Linked DNA regions of Homo sapiens: region 2 is linked to region 1. Evidence: chromatin contacts called from ENCODE Hi-C or POLR2A ChIA-PET data. All regions are on one chromosome and are shown on one strand. Each heading gives the region's core, a stretch centred on a gene start or an enhancer-like site at or near the end of the contact. The rest is flanking DNA. Distances are from core to core; before and after follow the strand shown. Region 1 overlaps HIVEP3 (HIVEP zinc finger 3). Region 2 overlaps HIVEP3 (HIVEP zinc finger 3).

Region 1 (7,408 bases), core at 2,330-4,829:
AAACTGGACAATGAGAATCAAGAATGAATGATCCTGGATTTGGAAAGTGCCAGCAGGAAGGAGTCAAGATCATGAGCAGAGCCTTGGTCCGTTTCCCACTGTGGCCTTGACAGCTGTATGTCCTTTGTCAAGCCTTGTCACCTCTCTGGGCCTTCATCTATTTACAGAATGGATTGTCAGTAATGTACCTATTCTATCTTCTTCTCAAAATTTTCGTGGAGACTAAATGAGGTAGCAGATGGAAACGAGATTTCACAATAGGAAAAAGCACCGGGCAAGGGTTTGTTAGTCAACCAAAGTGAAAATTGGGTGTCAGTGTGATGAATAAACGAATGAATGAATGAATGGTCCTAGCAGTCCTGCAGCCTGGCTCCATGGGTGACAAAAAACTCCCTTCAGGACATCTGTTGGGGTTTTTCAGGGTCCTGACAAGGCTCTTTACCCTTGACCATGCCCTTTGAGTTATTTTGCACTTGATTTGTGTGAACCTCCAAGACTGTTTTAGCAATCATTTATTAATATCTGCTGGGAGACCGGCCTTGTGCTAGACTCTGTGGGGAGACAGAAATGAATTTTCAATGGACTATGCCCCTAGGGGCTCACAGGCCAGGAGGAGAAATTGTATTAATACTAATGTTAATAATAATAACAATAACATGAATAATAATGACCTGCAATATCTGAGCATTTACCACATGACAGATATTGTGTTGAGGTTTTATGTACATCAGTTCATTTAGTCATTACAATTCAATGAATTACTAAAAATACAGTTCCCATTTTACATACAGGGAAACAAATTCAGAGAGGTTAAATAACTTACCTAAGTTCACGCAACTCTGAAATTACAGAGCTGGGCATGAACCAAAGAAAGAAAATGTGGATACAAATAACTCTATTATAAGGTATTTTAAGTGTGGATACAAATAACTCTATTATAAGGTAGAAACTACTGTATACCCTAGTAGAGGGACAAGGAAAGGCTTCTCAAGGTTCAGTAAGAGAAGGGAAGCAAGATGGTGGTGGTGCTGCTGCTGCTGCTGTTGTTGATAGTAATGATGTTGATGTTGGTGGGGATGATGGTGATGATGATAATCCTCGGGTGCCCATTTGTTGAGCTTCTGCTTGGTGCCAGGCCCTTACCTGGATGCTTTCTACTATCTCATTTACTCCTCGTAACAACTTTCCAATGTCAGGATTACATCTCCATCTTACTCTTGAGGACTCAGAGCTGGAAGAAGACCAGATGGCCTCCCTAAGGGCACACATCCAGTGTTACCTGGGCTTAAGCTTAAGTGTACCTCACTGCAGAGCTGGAGCTCCTTCTTGAACCAGGATCCCTAATCTTTGAGCCAGAGGGCTGGGCATCTCAGAGATGCTCCATAAATGTCTGTTGAATGAATGAATATTGAATGAATGGATCCCCAAGGGCTCAAAGCCTTAAGCCTAGAAGACATAAATAATATGTCTCAAATGAGTATGTGTCCAACCTTAATTTAAATATATGTAGTGGTGCTATAATTACTAAAATACAAGTTAATTGTAAAGCATTAGTTCATTGTAACTTTTGTATTGTTTATTTTCTCAATGAGAAGATAATAGGTATACAGTTACCATCAGGAGTTTGGAGAAATAATTTCATACAAAGAGAGGTCCTTGTACCGAAAATGGTAGAAACATTCTGCCATCCTGCACAGCTTAACCAAAGTGCTTTGCCCAGCACCTGGCACAGAGGTCACTTGGAGAAGGGAGGCAACCCACCAGCCTGTGGCATTTGTCCTGGGTCTACACACGCCTTTCTTACTGGATCTAGGCTGTCACACTCAGAGACTTCATCTCTATGAGGACCTGATACCAACACCTAACAATTTCCCAAATGGCTGTTGAATGCTTGCATGAATGAATGAATAATGAAAGCAAGAATGAGTGAATTACAATGAGCAGTGCTTAGGGAACCCACAAAGGGTGTTTTCCCCGAGGAGTGTTTGGAAGTGGGAGTTCCTCCAGCCTTAGGCCTGAGTACAGGACCAGCATACCTGTGGGGTTCCTCAGGGCAGACAACTTGTGACTTGCAGCTCTGTACTGGGGTTTTGAGGCTGTGGTTTCATCCGCAGGGACCTGATCTTGACCTCGTCATAACCATGTTAGAGAAGGGGTAGTGGCCGGGGCTTTGCTTTCAGCAAGGCTGTGCTCACCATTTTTGGGTGCCTTTTTCAAACTCAGATGAAAGTTGACAGATGGCGGTGGCATAATATTCTCACTTTCTCTACTTCCCACAGGCCTCCCTCCAACACAGTTCTCCAAGCTCTAGAAATCTCTGACACATCTTGACCATGAGACCACGGCTGGTTTTTGGCAGGTGAGCCCTCCCCATCCCCCACAGGACACAGGGCAGTTTCAGCACAGCCCAAAGGCCATTAGGCTGTGTTTTGAGGCCAGGAGGTAGACAGGAATGACCTTAGCCTCGGGCAGGAGAATGGAGCCCCACACGCTACCGACACTTTAGGAAAAAGCCACCCAAATGTCACGAGTCCTGCAGCTGGCATTTCTGCAAATGGCAGCATATGGTGATGGGAGAGTCCTGGGCCAGGAGCCAAGGGAAATGCTTCTGACCCCAGGCCTGCCTTTATTGCTCAGGAAAATCTTAAGCAAGCATCTCCTTTCTGGGTCTCTGTTTCCTTGTCTGCAAAGTGAGGGAGTGGGACTCGGTGAACCCAGCAGGGCTCAAGCCAAGGCCCTGGGCTCTGGGGAGGACAGTGGGGCTGACACTGCAGCTGTGTACCACATCCTTAGAACTCAGTCTCCTGTTTGATTGCTCCATGGACTTTACAGCCACAGAGATCCTGGACTGAGCTGTGTGTTCACCTTATATGTGTACGTGTGCATTTTGGGGAGGGGGCCTGTATTTCTCCTAGTAAATGCTGCTGGAAGTCAAACTCAGATGCAATCACCAGCCCCATGCCTGCCCTCTCATGACCTCGTCATCAGGACATCATTTATTGCCTGTTGTGCTCTATCCTCTGTGCTGGGCACTGAGGCACAGAGATGAACAAATCATGGCATTATCCTCAAGAAGCTTCTGCTCCAGTGGAGGAGATCGATGTGCAAATAGCCACAGAACAGCAAAACCTGTGAAGGCAGGAGGGCTCTATTCTGTCGGGGTTTGGTTGTGGGGGTAGTTCAAGGAAGACAATTTAAAGTTGACGCTTGAACTGGGCTTTGAAGGATGAATAGAAGTTCACCGGGTGAAAAATGGAAGAAGAGCATTCTGAGCCCAAGGGACAGCAAGTGGAGCAGTGGAGTCGCTGGGATGCAGGGCCCAAGAGGAGGAGTATGGGAGTGAGGCCAAGAGAGCGGCAGGACTCTGGTCACCCAGGAGCTCAGGCTGGGTCCTACACAAGCAGGGAAGGGAGACAGTCAGCCCTGTGGTTCTGAGAGAGGCCCCTACCGGGGTGTGGGAGGGTGGGGAGGAAAGTGGTGGGGAGGCCGAGATGAGAGGAGGTGCACATGTCAGAATCTACAGAACCTCAATAGGGGCCCAGGGCAGGACACCCCGTGCTGAAGTGTCTGTGGCCTCGGCTCTCACAGACTCCAGCATCCCTCTGCATCCTTTCAGGTCCCCGGGGCCCCATCCTGCGTTGGGCTGCCACTCCAGCCACAGGACTGCTTCTCTTCTGCTCTTCCAGTTCCCACTCACTCTCCTCCTTTCCTACCCCTGAAGGACAATAGGCCACCCCCTCCTGGGCAGCAATTCTGTAAGGATTCAATGCTGTTCCCAAGGCCCCTGAAGCCTTCTTCTTGATAGCAAGGTTGTACTAGAGTGATTTCTGTGTGGTGGGTAATAGCTGGCAATTCTATGGTTTTACAGTTTCCTCCGTTGGTAGAACTCAGAACACTTTCACACACCTGTCGTCTCACAGGAGTGTAGAATGAGTAGGTTCTGGGGCCAAAGAGAGCCTTGCTCCAACCCTGCCCTGCCCCTCCTTTGAGGAGCGGTGGAACCATCAGAGCCTCAGGAAGGCCTCTCTGTATAGAACACCCACCTCCTGCAGCGGTGCCAGAGTCAAACGCAAGAGCTCAAGCGAGAGGCCAGCACGGTATGCACCACGTGCTCAGCACTTACTTTCGGGGCTTCCCTGCTGACTCAGCCCTGCGATGGAGTGAGTGGCAACTGATGGGCAGGGCTGGCCTAGAGCCACCTGTGAGTTTTGGGTTCAGAAGGTGGTGTGATCAGTCAGCGTGCGTGCCTTAATGGGAGGTCAGGCCAGCGGGCTTGACTTTCCTCTGAAAAATGAGCTCAGCAGAGCTTTCCTGACACCCCTCTGATCCTGGCATTGGTGGACACTGGGGGCCCAAACAAGAGCAAGTTTGCCCCTTCTCCAGAAGGGACACATAGACAAAGGAACAGCCACACACTGAGAGCAGGAGCAGCCCCACAGGCCCAGGGCAGAAACAAGAGAAGACCAGGAGAGAGGGAGCTACATTCAGTGGGGGCTGTGGCTAGCAGAAGCATTGTGGGGGGTGGGGCCAGGAGCACTGGCACCCGAAGGATCCATGGGAGTTCTTAGATCAGCAGTGGGGTCATGGGGCCCCAGTGGAGAAAGGCATGGCACGGGAAACACCAGGATGTGTTGGGGTGTCAGTAGTTGGTGTTTTCGATGTCCTGCCCAGCAGAACTCCCTGTCACAGAGAAGCATTCATGGAAGCTTAGCACACAGCTCCCTCATCAACTTGGTTCTCATCGGAAAGATCACACCCAGGGTCAGACCCCACAGTTCAAGGGCAACATGGATGAGCTACATGATAAGGCCAGATAGACAACCTCTAATGCCTCTAAGACTTTTCTCGACTGGAATTGAAGGCACACATTACCTGCAAATGCTGACATAAACCTGGTGATGTTATAACATCTGTGCTGGGTGCTGGGATGGAGATGAATAAACTTAGTCTCTACCCAGGTAGAGACAAGGAGGGAACAGGTCCTCAGACACCTGTACTGCATGCCCATCAGTGCTCTCATGGAGGGGTGTTCAAAGTGCTATGGGACCATAGAGGAGGTACCAGCCAGAGGACAAAAGTAGGGTGGGCATCATAAGGAGGGAATCTGCACCAGAGGGTAATGATGAGAATGTTTATAGCAACTGAGGTTTATTGAGCACTTACTACATGCCAGGCACTGTTCTCTAAGAGCTTTACACAGATGTACACTCCACCTGCACTAGTCTGTGAGGCAGGTGCTCTTTTCATCCTCTTTTACAGATGACAACTGACGCACAGAGAGACTGTGACTGGCCCAAACACACAGGGCTGTGAAGTGGCTTAGCCAGGGTGAGCCTAGACAGTCTGGCCCCAGAGTCTATGCTTGAATGACCCTGGGTAGCCTTTCTCTGAGCACTAGAGGCACCTACAGGGTTGATACTATGTCTTTTGCTCTAGCACCTAGCAGGCCCTCAATTAAAATGTGTTCACCAATAAGAATGCACAAATGCCTGGATGAACTGGGCCCTGGAAGACTGAGGGCAGCATGTGGGGATAGAGATGGCACTCATGCAGAGGGAAGAGCTGGAGCAAAGGCCTCAGATCAGGGCATCTGGCGTTGCAGAGGGGTGCTGCCCCTCCCAAAGCACTGGAAGACTGAGAGTTTAGACAGCAGCCTCTCCAGCCAACTCGCTCTCCCTCACCCTGTCCCAAAGGCCTGACACCTGCCAGCCAGTCCCACCTTGGGATTTGCTGTGCCTTTTGTGCCCCCACATCATGATTTGTTACCCATCCTCTCAAAGGTTCCCATGGGTAGCTCTGGGAAGATGACCATGAGCCCCGCAGAGCTAAGAAAGGCGTGCACGTGGAGGGGCTCAGGAAATAATTCAAAACTCACTCCCTTAAGGAGTTGCTTTCTGAATGTTTGAGACTTCAAGGAGCAGGGTGTTTTTGTTGTTGTTTTGTTCTGTTCTTTTTTCAAAGGCCTTTCCTTTCTTGAAGCTCAGTGCGCTGTGGGTGGAAAGCTAGGGTTGGGATTTGGCTCTATGGCTTCCGAGCTGGTCATCTTTGAGTGAATCAGTTCACTTCTCTGTACCTCGGTTTCCATCTCCATCAAGTGGGAATAAAACCAGCTACAGAATTAAGTGGGGCAAGGCTTGGGGAAACTCCAGTGCAACAGCAGCCTCAGTGAAAATCTGCCTCTCTGCTTCCTGCTTTGTTCCTGGGGCCTCCGTCTCTTCTGTGCAACGCGGGGTTGGAGAATGTTGATCTTTAATACCAGCCAGCCGTATAAATGTATTCACACACACAAATATACCACATGTCAAAGCATATGCCATTTAATCATTTTATATATTTCATAGGAATATATAACATAGCATCTTATTGTGTATTCTTCTGATTACAAAAGTAATACATATGTATTGAGAAAATTTTGGAAAGTAGAGGAAAAAAAATTCACCTACTATTCCACATCCGTGACTGGGCTATTTAGTGAATTCCTCTTCCACCTTTTTTTCTATGCAGTTACGCAGATTTTTTTTTTTAAATTAGGATTATACTCTACATTCTATTTTTTAACTCAAGCTGGGCTATTGAACCAGGCTGCTGCACAGGGCCGTCTGTCTCTGTGCTTGGGAGGAACAAGAGGCAGCAGCTGCCACAGCTGTTTGGTGCCCATCTGCCACGCTCCTGCCCGGGTGGCTGCTTGGAGGCATCTGACCTTCAGATGTTCAGTGTGTCTGGCGGGTGCACATCTGACAGTAATTTTAGCTTGGCCTCTCAGGCCCGCTGGCCTTGGGGCCTGCACATAATGGGCACCTTATGTAGACAGCTGCCAACGGTGCAGGAAGAAGCATCCCACCTTAAAATGTGCCTCGTCACCCGCCAGCACTGTGCTCTTAGAGAACAAGCCAGCTCCCTGTTCCTTCTCCCACCAGGAAGGGGCTGCTGTTGATGTTCGTGGCCCAGCAGGCTGCGCCCCGTGGGCAGGTGGCCCACCAAACACACGGGAGATTGCTTCTCTGGATGGGGTCATGTTTTGACAGGATAGTCTTTGACTGGAGCTGGAACAGCTGAGAGAGACTTCCCAAGACATTGCAGGCTGTGGGGCATCTGAAATGCCCTCAGGGGTGTGGACTGGTCTTCAGGAGTCTCACCCTCATGCCTCACATTTGTCAAGTAGGTACAAATATACAGTGCCATTTGATACCCCATTTTGTCCTGAAGACGGCCCTGTGTATTAGGTGGCAGTATTCCTGTCTGATAGATGAGGAAACCGAGGTTGAGATGGGGAAGTCATTTGCTGGAGGTCACACAGCAAGATGGTGGCAGGGACTTGACCGTGGATGTGGGTCTCTCACTCCAAGCCCAGGGCTCTTCCCATTCATCAGCCCCATAGGTAAGTGGCTCATCCAGGCCCATAGCCATC
Region 2 (7,408 bases), core at 2,194-4,693, 72 kb before region 1:
ATACAAAAAGAAAAAATTAGCCAGTTGTGGTGGCACATGCCTGTAGTCCCAGCTACTTAGGAAGCTGAGGTGGGAGGATCACTTGAGTCCAGGAGATCGAGGCTGCAGTGAGCCAAGGTCATGCCACTGCACTCCAGCCTAGTGACAGAGTGAGGCCCAGTCTCAAAAAATAAATAAATAAATAAATAAATAAATAAATAAATAAAATAAAAGATGCTTGTGAAAACTTAAGTGAAAATTCACACATGACTTTAATTAGAAGCAGTGATCCTAAGATCTCATCTTACTCTAAAATGTATTATTTAATCATCCTGTGAATTGAGCAACTCCTTTTATTGGGAAAGATGTGATTTATTTTCTATTTCTGAGTAATCTGCACAGATAGCCCTAGGAGTTCCATAATATGTATGGCCCAGGATTTATTGATTACAAGCCTTTCTGAAATATGTGTATGTAAAAGTATTTCTGGAAAATCGAAATATCTTCTAAGTACTTGCCCATTATGTGCCTGAATTCTTTCTCACAAAATGATGTTTAATTAGAAGCTAGAGTCCTTTAACACTTTAAACTCAAATCATTTTTATTCTTCAAATTTTCAAAGCATTCTTTCTTCCCAGTGCATCAGTCAGCTTGTGCTATAGAAAAAACAACCCACTATGTTAATAACTTATGAAAATAAACATGTATTTTCTTACTCACATGATGTGAGGATGGTGGCATCTCTGGGCTCTGAAGGCCCCGTATGCCTTCCTATTCAGGGACCTTGGCAGAAGGTGCAGCCAAACCCGAGACACGCTGTTCTCTTGTTGCAGAGGCAGGTGCAGGAGTGACTGTCCTGAACCTCACAATCACTAGAAACAGCTTTGCCTCAGACCCAGCACACAGCACATCCCCTCTCATCTCATTGGAAAGTGTCATATGGTCAAGTCCAAAGCCAGAAGCATCTGCTCCTAGGATGCTCAGGCAGGTCACATGACAATGGGCAAGAGTGTTACATTTAACTCAGGCCTACTGAATCTTTGCCAGTAGCATTGATTTTGTCTTTAATTGACAAATCTCATTCACAAAGACTTGTCCTTCATCTGTGACATGTTCTAATTTTATCTATTTTAGAATTCTTAACTCTACCTAGTATAAAATTTTCTATTTAACTGACTAAAAGCTGGAGAATGGAGACAGCCCTTAACCAGAAGTCAGATGACTTTGGCTTAAGCCTAGCTCAACTCAGCATCACCAGGCAACCTCGGGCAGTTTTTACTTTCTCTGGGCCTCAGCTTTCTCATCTGTGCACATCAGAGGAGGTAACAGTACAAGAGTGCTTAGGAAGGAATGAAGCACCAGAGGAATAGATGGTTGTTAGAGATGACATTCCAAGCATTTACCAATTGGCTGAAGTGGATGTGTGCCAGAGCACCAAAACAGCATCTTGGAGGCCTCAGTTAAAATTCTTTAGATACTGGATTCCGGGAGGGTGTCTGGGAAGAAGGAGCCAGGGCAGCGTTTGAGGATGCTCAGAGCGGTGGCTGATTACCAAGTGGTACAGAGGCATTTCAGCACTTTCACAACCAGTACAGTCATTTCAGCACATCCCTACTGAACGCCATCCCTGTGTGATGTTTTTATTCACATTCCTGCAGATGAGGAAAGGCAGCCTTGCCCAGCAGAGAGAATATTGAACTGCGAATCACAAGACCTGAGTTCTGGGCTTAGTTCCACCAGTCACTTGGCAAGTGACTTCACTCTTGTGTGCTCCAGTTTCTCTACCTGTGGAATGCAGTAAATAGTCCACACCTTCCAAAGCTGGCATTTAGATGAAATGGGGCCTTGTGAGGGAAGCACCCAGCACAGCATCTGGCTGACCAGTAGGTGTTTCCTGAATCTACATCTGAACTTGATCATATTGTTTGGGTCCTAGCCCTGCCACTTACTGATTCCATGAACCTGTTTCCTGTAAACTCCATAAAATGGGTCAATCTGTGGGGCATATGCAGTGCACATACAGTGTTCAGAACAGTGCCTGGTAGACAGTAAGTACACAAATGGGTCCTATTTTATTTATTTATTTATTTTTTTGATACAGAGTCTCACTCTGTCACCCCGGTTGGAGTGCAGTGGCACTATCTCGGCTCACTGCAACCTGTCCCAGGTTCAAGCGATTCTCCTACCTCAGCCTCCTGAGTAGCTGGGATTATAGGCACCTGCCACCACACCCGGGTAATTTTTGTATTTTTAGTAGAGATGGGGTTTTGCCATGTTGGCCAGGCTGGTCTTGAACGCCTGACCTCAAGTGATCCACCTACCTCGGCCTCCCAAAGTGCTGGGATTACAGGCATGAGCCACCGTGCCTGGCCCTATTTTATTCTTTGTTTGTTCTCTGTTGTCACTGATCTCCACATCGGGTCTGCTGAAACCATGCCGATGGCTTCTTCCACCTTTTTCTTCACTGTTAGCTTCTGATGGCTGCCACCTCCTTCCCTCTTCTGTTGTTCTTTGTTCCTTTCCCTGCCACCTCTCCCGTGCATCATAGTATTAGCTTTGAGAGCTCTGATGCATTTGGCTGCAAGTGCCAGAAAACCCACCTGCAGCTGGCTTAACCTGTGTGGAAATGTGCCTGTCATGCACCAGGAAGGAGGGCACATCTCATGTCCCCAAAAAGCCATGAAGAGATTAGTTCATCCCAGCTCTCGTTCTCCTCTCAGCAGGATTCCACATGATTAGAAGATGGAAGGTGTTGACGGCAAATGGGACTGAATGTGGCCCTGTTCATGCCCAAGTGTAGATTTCCTGGTGTATAGAGGAATCCTGGTGCAAAGAGTGAATGCACAACCCTGGGTGCCTTTTTAGTGGCTTCTGGTAAGAGTGACCACTAGAACCAGGAGGTCAAGCATGGCCTACTTGAGGTGGCATCACTCGCGGCAGCAGCTGCAGGTAGAGGCCGCTCGTGGCAAGTGGGAGTCTCTGAAAAACCCAAACTGGACCCAAGAGAGGGAGAGTCAGCTTAAGAACCTGCCAGGGACTGGGTGCGGTGGCTCACGCCTGTAATCCCAGCACTTTTGGAGGCCAAGGCGGGCGGATCACGAGATCAGGAATTTGAGACCAGCCTGGCTAACACGGTGAAACCCCATCTCTACTAAAAATACAAAAAAATTAGCCGGGCATGGTGGCATGTGCTTGTAGTTCCAGCTACTTGGGAGACTGAGGAGAATCGCTTGAACCTGGGAGGCAGAGGTTGCAGTGAGCCAAGATTACACCACTGCACTCCAGCCTGGGCGACAGAGTGAGACTCCATCTCAAAAAACAAAACAAAACAAAAAAACCTGCCAAGCCCCGAGAGTACTGTCAGTTCCTGAGAGCAACAGTCAAATCCAACTCCTCCTGCTTCCTTACCCCTTCCAGCCCCTCCTGCCAAAACCACAAAGCAGCCAGCGGCAGCCCAGCAAGGAGGGGTAGACACGCGGGGCAGGGAGGAGAGGAGAGAAGAGGTCAACCTAAACTGCTTTCCCATTGCAGGGGCCAGCTTGAGGCAGGCCTGAGCTCCGGAGGAGAGAAGCTTTAATTTGGCTAAAGTTTAACTTCTTTTCTCCTATTATTATTACTCCAGGTCAGCCTTATTAATTACTAAATTGAAACTGTTTTACAGGTACAAGTGACCAGAGGATTATTTTTTAGTAAATTAATTTTTTGGGGGTGGGGGGAGGTGGGGAGGTAAGGTCTTCACAGACCAACTTTTAGAAACAGCAATTGAAATTATTTTTTGAAATAATCTTCTATTTATAAGGGAGGTGCAAAGATGGTACCTCTAGAGCAGGATTTCTCAACCAATTTTATTTTCATCATTGCTCCACTCCCACCCCAGGAGTCTGTTTAGGTGTTTATTTCTATGATTTTTCTCCCATAAAATTTTAGTCCCACAGATATGCTGGATATCTATTTATGTACTGTGGCCCTTTAGAGGGCCACAAACCATTGTGATTTTTTTTTTCTACCCAACAGACAATTTTCTCCCCTTGGGGGAGAAATGCCCCGTTGACAATGCATGCTCTAGAGAGTTCTGGTGTACCTTTCACCCTGTCTCCCCTAATGTAGCCATCTTACAAAGCTACTGTGGTAGGTGTGTCAGAACTAAGAAATTAACATTAGCACAACAGCATCCCGGAACAGGATCCAATCCAGGATTGCACATTGCATTTGGGGGTGGGGGTCATACCTCCTTAGTGTCCTGCATTCTGTGACAGTTAGTCTTTTCTTGTCTTTTCATGACCTTGACACTTTTGGAACATACTGATCGGGCATACTATAGAATGTTCATTCCTCACCTTGGGTTTGCGTAATGTTTTCTTATGAGCAGACTGAGGTTATGGACTTTGAGGGAAAATATGGTAGAAGTGCTGTCCCCTTCTCATTGCATTATATTGGGGGGCGCATGACAACAATAATATTTATTGCTCATTATGTTAATCACTTGGCTAAGGTGGTATCTGCCGGGTTCATTGCGAAGTCACTATTGTCCCCTCTCCATAATCTGTCATTAGAAGCCAGTCAATACATCCGGCCCATGCTCAAGCAGGGGAACGAAGCTCCACCTGCTGCAGGGAGGAATATCAAATCATTTTCGGACACGTGTTAAAACTACCACAGTCATTAGAAAATATTCTGGGGGAGATACGTTGAGGCTATGCAGATATCCTGTTTCTCCTTAAAGCTTTACCTTTTAATTTTAGCATTCATCTGTAATCCCAGCACTTTGGGAGGCCGAGGTGGGCAGATCACAAGGTCAGGAGATCGAGACCATCCTGGCTAACATGGTGAAACCCCATCTCTACTAAAAATACAAAAAAAAAAATTAGCCGGGCGTGGTGGTGGGCGCCTGTAGTCCCAGCTACTCAGGAGGCTGAGGCAGGAGAATGGTGTGAACCCGGGAGGCAGAGCTTGCAGTGAGCCAAGATCGTGCCACTGCACTCCAGCCTGGGCAACAGAGGGAGACTCTGTCTCAAAAAACAAACAAACAAACAAACAAAAAACAATTTTAGCATTTATCAGTGAATCTTGCCTGCTGCCATTTTTACTGTGGTATTCTAAGAGTGATTTTTCTACTTTCCTCAATTTTTCATTTATTACTTAGAATTCTTTTGTAAGAAAGAGTTGTCCCTTCTCCCCATTTATCCATTTATTTATTTATTCAATACATTATTTACATTAGTATTGACCCAAAGATTTTTATTCTTTGAGTCATAATACAATGCTATTGTTGTTTATTTTGTTACTCAAATTGTTCTACCTTTGGAATATCAGTCATTGGATGTTTTGATCATTGGAAGCTTTTTCAGGTTAGAGGTTTTATCCTTTTTACTTCCTTCCTTTGTTCCTTTCTTCCTTCTTAACTTCTTTTTTTACTTCTTTCTTATTTTCTGGCACTACAAGTTTCTCCAGGCTGGTCTTGTATTTTCTGAGCCCTAGCCTTAGAATCAGTGCTTTCTCTAAGGAATCTTGGTTCCTAGAAGACTTTTAATTACCTAAAGAGGGATGGAAAACATCATGGGATGTGCCCTAGATTTCTTCCAAAGGGCAGAGAACAGCCAGCTCTTCTGGACACATTTAGTGGGACAGGGGGAGATAAAAGTGAAGTTACTTTTTGATTGTATACTACATGACCCTTTGCTTAATGTAGCAGTAACCCTGAGTCACTAACCCCCCGTAGGGTTGGCCAGATGGGCTGAGGGAGGTGCACGTGCTTTGGAAAGTGGACAATGCTTTGCAAGTGTAAAGGCTGATTTCTGTGGCTGGCTTTTGATACACTGTTGTTTTAGTGTCCAAGGTACCTGAAAGTCAAGGAGCAAATGAAATGATTCTTGCTACAAAAGGGAACCATTTGGTGTGTGATTTTTAGCTGCTTAGGGCCATGATGCTAACAGATATTGATCAGAAAGCGCTTGCATTGCAACACGCTGGCCAAGTGCTTCTGCAGCACAAGGGACATGAGATTGGCAGGCTTCATAATATCACAAGGCCACTCTTTTCTGTAAGGGTTGGAATGGAAGCCTTGTGGGGAGACCTGCCGGATGCGGCCTGAGGTCCTGAGGAACAGCCCTGAGCTCAGAGATCAGATTGCACTGAAATACTTCTGGTTAGGCCAAGCAAAGCCAACAGGGCGGGTTTTAGACTTGCAGTGAAATATTTACATTAAATTTGGAATAGCATAGGCAAAAAACCCTCAGCTTCCTCTCTGTGAATGACCAGAAGCAGCAACTCCTCAGTGTAGAGGAGGTGAAGGCAGTTCCTCTTCTGGACTGGTAGATTTCCTCCCAGCCTGCGAGAAGAGTTCCTCTTATCCCCACGAAGGGGGTTTCACACCCCAACAAGGGAAGCTGGTTAACAAGGGTCTATATACGTCAAAGGAGCTAGCTGCTGTACTGCTAAGATCAATTCCAGCACCTTTTTATAATTCCACAAATTTACAGATTGGTAGAACTATCTAACTGGGTCTCCAAAAGAAGCTTACCTTAGATGGAGATATGGTTCGGCTGTGTCCCCACCCAAATATCATCTTGAATTATAATTCCCACAATTCCCATGTGTCATGGGAGGAACCTGGTGGGAGGTAATTGAATCACGGGGTCAGGTCTTTCTCCTGCTCTTCTTGCGATAGTGAATAAGTCTCATGAGATCTGATGGTTTTAAAAAGAGGAGTTCCCCATACAAGCTTTCTCTCCTTGTCCGCTGTCATCCATGTAAGATGTGATTTGCACCTCCTTGCCTTCTGCCATGATTGTGAGGCCTCCCTAGTCATGTGGAACTGTAAGTCCATTAAACCTCTTTTTCTTCCGAGTCTCAGTTATGTCTATCAGCAGCGTGAAAATGAACTAATACAGATGGTGTCAGCTTGAGGGGAAAGAGCAGCCAGCCACAGAGCTAGGCCTGGAATGCAGTGCTTTTAGTGTTTTGGCCTCCGTTTCTTCATCTGTAAATGACAATGAATGATGTCTGCCATCTACATCTACAATCCATCATGGCTTCATGAGCATGAAGGATTGTTATAAGGAACAAATGCAGAACTAGGAAGAACGAGGTAAAAATGAATCCTGAGCAAACTCAGCCTGAGGCTTCTTGTTCATTTCCTGACAAACACGATCCAGTGGAAAGAAACTGTACTAAGGATGGACAAGTTTGGGCCAGATGAACAAAAGCCCTGCCAGCTCAGAGAATCTGTGACTCCAGCTGCTGCTGGGTTCCTGACATAAAACAGGCACTATATGCAGATAAGTCAACTGCATGAACTGAGTGAGGGAGAAGCAGGTCAAGCAGTGTGCTTGTTCGCGGGTATTTGGAAGGGAGAGTCCTTCAGCTCTGGGAAGCACAGCAAAAATGCAGGCTAAGATTCCATGAGTCCTGATACAGAGCCAGGTGACAG

Evidence for each region. Hi-C counts contacts between places; a loop is a spot of excess contacts on that map. ChIA-PET counts read pairs that join two places held with the same protein, here RNA polymerase II (POLR2A).
Region 2: a loop to region 1 is called in a map of endothelial cell of hepatic sinusoid, with 3 times the contacts of the local background. The contact joins two enhancer-like sites. A Hi-C loop is called at or near these places in 1 of 168 maps with a recorded cell type or tissue (endothelial cell of hepatic sinusoid). POLR2A ChIA-PET finds 5 or more read pairs at or near these places in 4 of 52 experiments (AG04450, GM12878, IMR-90 and 1 more).

What each region holds. Positions count from the first base shown.
Region 1 is chr1:41,695,867-41,703,274 of GRCh38, reverse strand. It overlaps HIVEP3 (HIVEP zinc finger 3), which reads left to right. Exons shown (of 9, transcript NM_024503.5): 2 at 2,280-2,359. Among named protein-coding and RNA genes, the nearest start is that of EDN2, 210 kb to the right of the region's middle. RefSeq lists silencers at 3,461-3,530, 3,541-3,600 and enhancers at 3,841-3,890, 3,911-3,960, 3,981-4,200, 4,281-4,360. Within about 2 kb of position 3,579, at least 2 of the 41 ENCODE cell types and tissues checked have a DNase peak (open chromatin) inside an H3K27ac peak, as active enhancers do.
Region 2 is chr1:41,767,571-41,774,978 of GRCh38, reverse strand. All of the region lies in intron 1 of HIVEP3 (HIVEP zinc finger 3), which reads left to right. Among named protein-coding and RNA genes, the nearest start is that of HIVEP3, 150 kb to the left of the region's middle. Within about 2 kb of position 3,443, at least 6 of the 41 ENCODE cell types and tissues checked have a DNase peak (open chromatin) inside an H3K27ac peak, as active enhancers do.